Linked DNA regions of Homo sapiens: region 2 is linked to region 1. A link is a contact called in ENCODE Hi-C or POLR2A ChIA-PET data. All regions are on one chromosome and are shown on one strand. Each heading gives the region's core, a stretch centred on a gene start or an enhancer-like site at or near the end of the contact. The rest is flanking DNA. Distances are from core to core; before and after follow the strand shown. Region 1 holds the start of SETD2 (SET domain containing 2, histone lysine methyltransferase). Region 2 holds the start of ATRIP (ATR interacting protein).

Region 1 (4,809 bases), core at 1,119-3,618:
ACTTTCTTATTAAGGAAATAGGAAACCTGCACCTGACTGCTTTTTTCTCATTCACCTCAGCTTAGGTCCTTACCACCTCACATTGTTTCAACCACCTCCACCTAAAATTGTCCTTTCCTGCCTGTCCAAGGTCAAGTGACTCCCAATTGCCTATGTGGCATCTAAGGCACAGGGCCTCAATCTATTCTTTCAAAGCCCAAAAGATAACACTTACTGGGCACTTACTCAATGAAAGGCACTGTGCAAGCATGTTCACAACATTCTCTGCACAGTGGCTAATACCCCATTTACAGGTGAGGCACGGGAAGCATAAGAAGCAAGCATCCCAATGTCACAGGGCTAGAAAGTGCCTGGTACACAATGCCAGGTAGAGCTACCTCTTAAACTCTGCACTATCATGGCTGAAGAATGCTGACGTTTACTGAAAGTTTAAGCCTTTAACAAATAGCTCATTTAATCCTCACAATAATGAGAAGACCTGTCGGCAGCAATATTCTCATTTTATAATGAGAAAAACCACAGGGAAATTAGTAATAATCACGGTGTGTAAAAAAATGGCCTTGGGAGATTCGAACCTAGGGAGTCAGATGGACCCTGGACCTCCATGCTAACCCTAAAGGTACCAGGAAAAAAAAAAACAAAAGCCAAAATAATCCCTAAGTGAAAAACAATGATTATAAAACACTAATAGACACTGTAGCCTACATACATATAAAGGCTATTTTAAAAAGTTAACCACTGAAGGATGTTTATTCTTTCGTATCATATTTCAGTTTTTTTTTGTTGTTGTTGTTTTATTTTTTTGAGACGGAGTCTCGCTATATCGCCCAGGCTGGAGTGCAATGGTGCGATCTGGGCTCACTACAACCTCCGCCTCCTGGGTTCAAGCGATTCTCCTGCCTCAGCCTCCCGAGTAGCTGGGATTACAGGCGCACCACCACGCCCAGCTAATTTATTTTTTATTTTCATTCATTTATTTATTTTTTTGAGATGGAGTCTTGCTCTGTCGCCAGGCTGGAGTGCAGTGGCACAATCTGGGCTTACTGCAACCTCCGCCTCCTGGGTTCAAGCGATTCTCCTGCTTCAGCCTCCCGCGTACCTGGAATTACAGCCGTGCGCCACCACGCCCGGCTAAATTTTGTATTTTTAGTAGAGATGGGGTTTCGCCATGTTGGCCAGTGTGGTCTGGAACTCTTGACCTCAGTTACTCCGCCCGCCTCGGCCTCCTAAAGTGCTGGGATTACAGGCGTGAACCACCGCGCCCGGCCCACTTTCAGTTTTTAACCACTGTTTCTCAATTGGAAGACACATCCTTTCCTTTCCGTTACCAATTGCTGGTAAAATCCGATTCAAAATTCTAGTGGAAAAACAACAGCAACAACAACACAAAAAACGCTAACCCTATGAACCCCCAATGTCAAAATGATCTATCGCCAAAAACTCTTCAGCGTCTAGAAAGTTTAGCTATTGGATTTACGCGTTCCTATCTCTCCTTCCAAAAATAACAACTCGTAGCTCTTTCAAGTTATTCTACTTAGTCTCATCTTATCATTTCTGTAGGAAAGTGATTAATACCCTTTTTTTCATGACATTGCCTCTAAGGCCCCAAGAACCACACAGGAGAGGGGAGCTGCCGCCTTGGAGACTTCGGGTGGGGGCAGAGCGCCGCGCCGAGGTGGAGGTAGGAGCCCCGAGGGCACAGCGGGAAGGAAGGCGGAGGAGGCTGCCGGGAGCTCGGCCTCCGAGCAATCCCCCGCCTCGCTGGGCTTCCATGCTTGCTAAAGGGTCGAGATGAACGGGCAAGGGAGAGAGAGGGCGAGGAAAAATAAAAAAGAGAGGGGCGAGTGGGACGAGGGGCCCGGGAGCAGCCGCGGCCGCGTTACCTCAGAGCCCAGAGGCCTGGGGGAGGGGCCCTCGGCGCTGCCGCGGACTCCGGGGCTCCCGGCGGGCAGGTCCTGCAGGGCCGCGGAGCGAGAAGGCTGATGTCTCGGGTGTCTCGGGGAGTTCTCCCGACGTCGCCTGCTGTTTGTCAGTCGCCAGCTGTGACACGGTAGCGGGCCGGGTCACGCTGCCCCCGGCCGCCAGGCGGGTTGCGGGAGGGGTCGCGGTGCCGCCTCTCCAGGTCCGGTCTGGCCCACATCACTGGGGCCGGGGGTTTATTGTTCCGGAGAGCCACAGGCACGGTCGGCCTGGACCCGCCGGGCAGTGTTCCGCTCTGCCCGTCCCGGCCTGGGGTCAAGCCAACAGCTGCAAGGCACGCCGACTGGCGGCAGATCGGTGGCCCGTGTGTGTCTCTTTAAGGGGCCGGGCCTGCGAAGCTGAGGGGCGGGTGGGGTGTGCGTCGCTCCCGGTGTGAGGGTGAGAGGGAGAGAGCGGCTGGCGGGCGTCCGAGGGAGGGAGGGAGCGACGAGCGAGGTAGCGACGCGGGCCGCCCCTGCCGCCGCCGCCGCCGCCGCCGCCGCCGCCGCGGTCGGACCTGCGGCCTCCTCCCCTCCCCTCCCCCGCGTCGCCCTGCTGCGGGGAGGGGGCTCGCGTCGCCGTCTCCAGCCGCTCCCGATGAAGCAGCTGCAGCCGCAGCCGCCTCCGAAGATGGGGGATTTCTACGACCCGGAGCACCCGACCCCTGAGTAAGTATCAGCTCCGCGGCCCCCCGCTGCTGTCGGCCGCCTTATCCCCAGCCGAGGGCGGCGCGTCCTGACGGGTGGCGGCGCGGGCCGGCGCGAGGAGTAACAGGCCCACGGTGGCCTCGCGCGGTCGGTGTCGGGAGCAGGCCCGCGCCGCCACTTCGAGCCGCTTGGCCGGGGCCGCAGCAGGCCCGCGGTTGGGCCCGGCGTTGGCGCCGCTGCTCGTGTCGCGGCGGCGGTTGGGCCGGGCCGGTGGGGGAGGGGCGGCCACGGTCCCTACGGTTACCGCCGTGTCCGCACCGACCCGGCCATCCCGGGGCTCGGCGGTCCTCTCGGGCTCCTCGTGGCTCGTCCGGGCCCCGCTGCTAGCCAAAGGGCAGAGTCGGAGGAGCTGCCGGTGCCGGGCCCGGCAAGAGGGCGCCGGTGAGGGTAGGCCGCGAATCCCCGGGCTCGGGTGGAAGCTCGACCCGTCGCCCGACCTCCCCGCGACGGCGGCGCCTCGGACCGGAAGGGCCTAGCGCGGGTTGCCTGGCCCCCGGGCCGTGGAGGGGCCCGCGCTGCACTCCTGAGTTTGATTTTTTCCTCCTGGGAACTCGATCCTGGCCTTGCAGTGCTTCCGGATTCACATTGTGCACCTTTGGCACTTGGGTTTTGTAATGGCGAGGTTTGTGTGGTCCCGTTGTTGAGGTGACACCGGGTTTGTTTTTCCGCTTGAAAATGAAAGCCTCCTGAGGGACATACATTTTCTTGCAGGTTGTGAGATTTTCACACTTTCGGACACAATTTTCTTGGTAACAGGAATCTCTTACCCTAAACGGATGACTTTCTATTTCTTGTGAAGACTTGGTTAAAAACCAAGAATCGTTTGAGGATTCTCTAAAGAAGACAATGTTGTGGAAAACCGACACACAGTTTTGCCCAATAGTAATTTTTCAGTCTAGGACACCTTTACATTTCTCTTGAGGTCTGAATCTGCTGCTGTATCTGCTATCTCAGAAAGCCTGGAGTCACTTCTTTCCCTGAACCCTCACGAGACCATTGTTTTGAAAAGCCGTTCTTAAACACCGTTTGCTGGTGTTAGACCTAGGAATATACTATTGATTTAAAACTTATCGGTTGATAGGGGTTTCACATGAAACTGTCAAACTTTTATGACCAGGATGATTCCAAGAGCTTTGCTGTTTTGACACATTTTACCTTAGGTTTGCTCTGGCTCGTTTTTGAATCCCTTGCCACATCTTCTCACATTGGTCCAGAAATGTCTGGATCTTAATTGATAGTTTTGATTGCAACACAAACGGATTCTGTTGAGGTGTTGGTCATTTCTGCACAACAAGATAAATCATTATTTTGCTTTTCTAAAAACCCAACTCTTACTTGCAATAGTAAGTTAACATGGCTTTTTCCTTTCATGGGTTCTTGGCCATTGGTTAACATTACCTTAATTAGATTGGTCTTTTTGTTTTGCTACTGGCAGGGTCAGTTAGGTAAGATTGTTTTGATTTACTGCACCATCAGTCCAATTACAAAGCTCATGTTATAGGTTTTTAGTTTGAAAAACCTCAAAAAAAATTTTATATCACGATTCAATAAATGCTTATATAGCACTTGCTCTGTACAAAGTAACATGCTAACCCCTGAATAGGCTAAGTGCCTGCTTTCACTTCCTTTTACCAGGTTGTTTGGTGAAGTCCGGAAGCTTTAAGGATCACATCCTTACACTTCTTGGGGAAAAACAATTTTTCATAATATGTGGGAAAATGGACTCAGAAGTGCATCTTTGGTAGACCTGAGTGGGGAAGGAATCAAGAATGTTTTATGGTTTTACATGTTTTGGAGTTTTTATTTTTATTGCTTTAATGTAGTAGAAATCCACTGCTTTGGATTTCTAACAGTGATTATATATTTTTAAATTCTCGTGTATTTTTTCCTTTTTTTTTTTTTTAGAGGCAGGGTCCCACTCTGTCACCCAGGCTGGAGTGCAGTGGTGTCATCATGGCTCATTGCATCCTTGAACCTCTGGGCTTAAGCAGTCCTCCTGCCTCAGCCTCCTGGGTTGGGACTATAGGCATGTGTCACCACACCCAGCTAATTAAAAAAAAATAAATTACGTTACTGGTTTTGAATCCCTGGCCTCAAGTGAGCCTCCTGCCTTGGCCTCCCAAAGTGCTGGGATTGCAGGCAT
Region 2 (4,652 bases), core at 1,172-3,671, 1.3 Mb before region 1:
ACAGGCGTGAGCCACCACACCCGGCTGAAACTCATAAATGATCCTTCTAAAACAACAGATCCTATTATTCTTTCCCTATCCTTCATCCAATTCCAAGAGTCTCATCTAAAGCCTGAGGAGATCTCATTGGCCAGAACTCAATGATCTACTTATTATTCAGTAATAGTTACTGACCACATGCAATATGCCAGGCATGTTAGGCTCTACAGGTACAATAGTGAGCAAAATTGATACTTCCTTACACTCACAGAGCTTAAAAGACATTCAACAAATAATCACACAGATAAATGTAAAATTACAACTGTGATTAAGAACTGCAGAAGAGAACAAATATAGGAAAGCCTATAATATGACAGCAATCTGACTTAAGTGGGATGATTGGAACATTTCCCTAGGGAAGACTTGAAGGAGCTGAGAGCTGAAGGACAAGTAGGAATTAACCAGATGAGTGGAAATGAATGAATGAAAAGTATACTCAATGTACAAAGAAAGAACAATGTATAAAGTTCCTGTATTGTAAAGAAGCAGAGAGAATTCAAAGAATGTTAGTGCAGCCAGGACCCAGAGAGTGAGAAAGGGCCAAACCAGGCTGGGCCTTTCAGGCCATGTTAAGGATTCTGGTCTTCACACTAGAAGAAATAAGAAATTATTAAAGGGCTTTCATTAGGGGTGTTCATGGCTGGGTGCGGATGGCTCATACCTGTAATCTCAGCACTTTGGGAGACCAAGGCGGGTGGATCACCTGAGGTCAGCAGTTTGAGACCAGCCTGGCCAACATGGCGAAACCCCGTCTCTACTAAAAATACAAAAATTAGCCAGGCATGGTGGCGGGCACAAGTAATCCCAGCTACTTGGGAGGCTGAGGCTACTCGGGAGGTTGAGGCAAGAGAATCTCTTGAACCTGGGAGGTAGAGGCTGTGGTGAGCCAAGATGGCATCACTGCACTTCAGCCTGGGTGACAGAGTGAGACTCCGTCAAAAAAAAAAAAAAAAAAAAGGGTGTTCACGTATATCTGTGTAAGACACAGCCAGATTTGAGTTTTGAAAAGATCACTCAGAATGTGATGTGAAGCCTCACTTGTAGGGAGTCAAGACTGGAAATGGGAAACCAATTTAGCAGACCATTGTTCAAGAGAGGACTCATGGTAACACAGATCAGGCAGCTGGTAGAAGCAATGTGAATAGGATAGACTCCAGAGAAGGATTAAGAAGGTAAGCTTGACATGCTTTCCAAATAAATTAGATGTAGAGTCAAGGAAAGGGGAAGAGTCGCTTTGTGCCACTGGATGGAGAGTCGTGCTAGTTACTTCCTTGTGGAACATCTGGTCATCATTCTCTGAATGTCTGCTTTGCCGGCACCATGCTAGAAGTGCTGGAGGAGGACTGGGTTTCCAGGAAATGATCGTGTTGAGTTTAAGGTGCCTTGAGACACCCAAGTACAGATGCAAGGTGCACTCAAAACATTTCTCTTTCTGGGAGTCCTCAAGACTTCACTCACTCCTCAACTAGAATGTAAGCTCCATGAAGGACAGTTTTTGTATTTTGTTCATTGTAAGGTCAGCTGCAGTTCCTCACGTTTGGGCACCTAGCACAGTTTACTGGTTGTATAAAAGAATAAATTTATTTCATCTCTTGCCTGTGTCTGGCTCCTCCCATGCTCACACTGCCCAAGGGAGACAGTGGGCTTCATAAGATCTAAAGCCGCTCAAACTTGTCACAAGAATGGGTCCCCATGCATGGGTAGTGATGGTTCTGATGGTGGTGGTAGGTGTGTTCCAAGGATCTCTGCTTAGAACCAAGAACCAAGTGGCCTAAACTTTAGAAAATAACGTAAAATGTCAACTTAGCCTTCTGTGTTTCAAATCGGCTGTTTGACCTGGCTAATGCATTTCCCCCTAAAATCAAAGGACCTTCTGGAAGACAACCGCTGCTTAAATCAGGGTGTTCCCATATTTTAAAAAGGCGAAAAGGCAGTGCTGGCCGCGAGGTTCCGAAGCCACAGCCATCAAGGGGATCTGGCGCGGTTGACAACTCCCTCCGAGCAAAAGGCCGCGAGGAGCACTCACTGGACACGTCCCGAGCCGCGGCCGGACATTGGCTCAGGGCCTGTGACGCGAGGGTGTCAAGCTCCTCCAGGTCGTCGGCAGTGAAGTCCCCATGCGCGCCGAACGGGTCGTCAGGGTCCGGGGCAGCGGCTGCGGAGAAGCCCCGGGCCCGCTTGCTCGGGGGGTGCCCGGTGCCCGGCGGCGGGCCGGGGCGAGGCGCCGGGGGCTCGCTCCGCCTCTTGCTGCCTGGCGCGGAGGTCCCCGCCATGCTTTCCGCTCACCCCAAGTATCCGACAGCGCCGAGCTAGACTTGCCTGCCGCCAGGCCGGAGAACTGGACCAACCGTCCGCGCGCCGCCGCTTGCCTCCGCCGCGAGTGCCCCGCCCCTGGCCCAGGGGCCAATCAGCTGGCAGGCGGAGGGCGCGGAGGAATGACGAACGTCCGAGCGCGCCGCCACACCCGGCCCCGCCCGGTGTTTAGAGGTCCACGGGCGGGATTCGGCAGGTTTGCTGCAAGGACTCAGTGCGGCGCGACCCGTTACCGGAGAGGCGGGCCGGAGGCGCACCAGCTCCGCCGCGCTGGTGGCTTTGCGCTCCCTCCCTGGCATTCCGTGGAGGAGGGCCGCGCAGGAGCAGCCTGCCCTAGCATTCACGCGTGTTGCGTTTGAGTCGAGCCAGGCATCATTCAGGGATGTGGTCTCCGTGACCTCGCTTTCCTTCTGCCGCCAGACCCACCTCCCACAAACCCCTAGGCTTTCTTGAGGAGAGTGGAATTTGTTGGGTGAGGAGTATGAATAGAGCTGTCGTGTGCAGACATCTTCGGGTTTAGTGAATGTTTCACATGTGTACATTTGAGGTAGGCCCAGGGAGGAGGAAAGTCCAAGGAGGAATGATGTTTGGAGCTGTTCTTGTGTGGGAGGGGGTGGGAGCTGCTCAGGCTGTTAACATCCATTCCTCTGAGTGCTGGACTGTTTTTTTTTCCTAAGCTCTGGTTGTATAGAATAGGGCTCAGGAGGTCAAGGAAGTCCCCCTGTAAATGGCACCTGCGCTGTCCTACAAGTTGAGTCAAGTTAGCAGGATAGAGGGGTAGGAGGCTGGCACATAAGACTAACACGAGAATTCTACATTGAAAGGGAGGCCACACAAAGGCCAGGTAAGAGTTACCGGTGGCGAACAGAGGTAAAGCTTCACAAAGGAGCAGCAATTTGAGGTGGGCTTGCGTGCCTGACAGATTTTATTGGGCAGCTGTGGTGTGCAGAAGTTAGCCGCAATAGAGAATTTGGCAATGGAGAGTAACAGGAGCAAGACTCTTTCAGCCTTACCTGCTCAGTGCCAAACTTCACCTGTGAGTGTCCTAGGAATATTTGTGAAAGCATTAAATGAAAAGAGTAAATGAAAAAGAGAGTGCTATCAGGGCCTATAATGTCTAAGGAGTTTAAAATTTTTTGGAGCAACTGGTAGTCTCCGTCAGATAGCTTCCCAAGTGTTGCATGCTTAATTGCTGCAGGACTCTGGTCCTGGAAAGAGACAGGACTGTTCATTTGTTAAAGAGGGATAGGTTCCACCAAGTAACTTGCTTTCAGGAACAGTGTGAATCACTGGTGCTCAGGTTTGTTTTAGCAGCATACGGCTGGGTGCCAGCTAGCAAGGCCCCACAGGGAATGCCTGAAGCCTACTGAAGGGTGCTACTGGCTGTGCAACTTTCTGGAGAGGACCAACACAGGCTTCCCCCTGCCCCCTCTCCCGCGTTAATATCTAGTACATTAATCATGAAAGTTTTCAATATTCTAAAACCTAGTTTTGATTTAGCAGTCTCATAATGGTTCCAGAGCGCTCTTCGACAATATTCTCAGAGAAAGCTGAGCATTATTAACATAATTGTATTAAGGGCCTGGGAGGGAAATCCAAATACTTGTGCTTCTGAATTAATTTTTTTTTTTTAAATACAGGGTCTTGTTCTGTCTCCCAGGCTGGAGTGCAGTGGTGTGATCTTGGCTCACTGCAGCCTCGAACTCCTGGGCTCAAGTGATCCTCCCACCTCAGCCTCCCAAATGGCTGGGACTACAGAAGTGCACCACCACACCCAGCTAAGCATTTTAAAACATATTCAGCACACATTATGGATGGTCTCTGTCTTTGCATTTATTGAGGGGCAAGCGGTAGGTATGCCTGGGACTCCAGTCCTGGGCAGCAGGAGGTAGAGTGAGCCCCCATTTTGCCTCACCCCCAACCCCTTGCCTGGCACTGGCACCCCCTCCATCCACCAGCAAGTGGGCTGGGGCTTCCCGCAGCTGCTGCCCTGGACCTGTTTGGTGCGCATGGGGACTTCACTGCTAGCAACTTGAAGGATCATGTAATTTGCCCTGCCCTGCCTCTTCCACAGTAGAGAAGTTCCTTGACAACAGGAACTGTTCCGTTACATACCCCAGTGCCTGCATATAGCAGACGCCTTACATGAACAGATGAACAAGTCTCATCAAAATATACGGCAATTTGGATGTGACAACATAAAGATGGGTTTTCTTTTAAAAGCACAAATTCTGGTCAGGCACAGTGGCTCATGCCTGTAATCCCAGCACTTTGGGAGGCTGAAGCAGGCAGATCACTTG

Evidence for each region. A loop is a pair of places that touch in the nucleus more often than their neighbours do. ChIA-PET counts read pairs that join two places held with the same protein, here RNA polymerase II (POLR2A). Pooled maps may share reads with other maps.
Region 2: a map of gastrocnemius medialis shows a loop between it and region 1 (4-fold over the local background). The contact joins the promoter of ATRIP here to the promoter of SETD2 in region 1. A Hi-C loop is called at or near these places in 1 of 168 maps with a recorded cell type or tissue (gastrocnemius medialis) and 4 of 50 pooled maps. POLR2A ChIA-PET finds 5 or more read pairs at or near these places in 1 of 52 experiments (BJ).

What each region holds. Positions count from the first base shown.
Region 1 is chr3:47,161,672-47,166,480 of GRCh38, reverse strand. SETD2 (SET domain containing 2, histone lysine methyltransferase) reads left to right here and starts at 2,368. Exons shown (of 21, transcript NM_014159.7): 1 at 2,368-2,627. The coding sequence starts at 2,557. KIF9-AS1 (KIF9 antisense RNA 1) reads right to left here and starts at 2,111. Exons shown (of 7, transcript NR_033373.1): 1 at 1,884-2,111. RefSeq lists silencers at 1,866-1,915, 1,966-2,715, 2,766-3,075.
Region 2 is chr3:48,444,506-48,449,157 of GRCh38, reverse strand. It overlaps ATRIP (ATR interacting protein), which reads right to left and starts at 2,421. Exons shown (of 13, transcript NM_130384.3): 1 at 2,066-2,421. The coding sequence starts at 2,312. ATRIP-TREX1 (ATRIP-TREX1 readthrough) reads right to left here and starts at 2,379. Exons shown (of 15, transcript NR_153405.1): 1 at 2,066-2,379. It also overlaps a transcript of CCDC51 not described here. RefSeq lists a silencer at 2,117-2,476.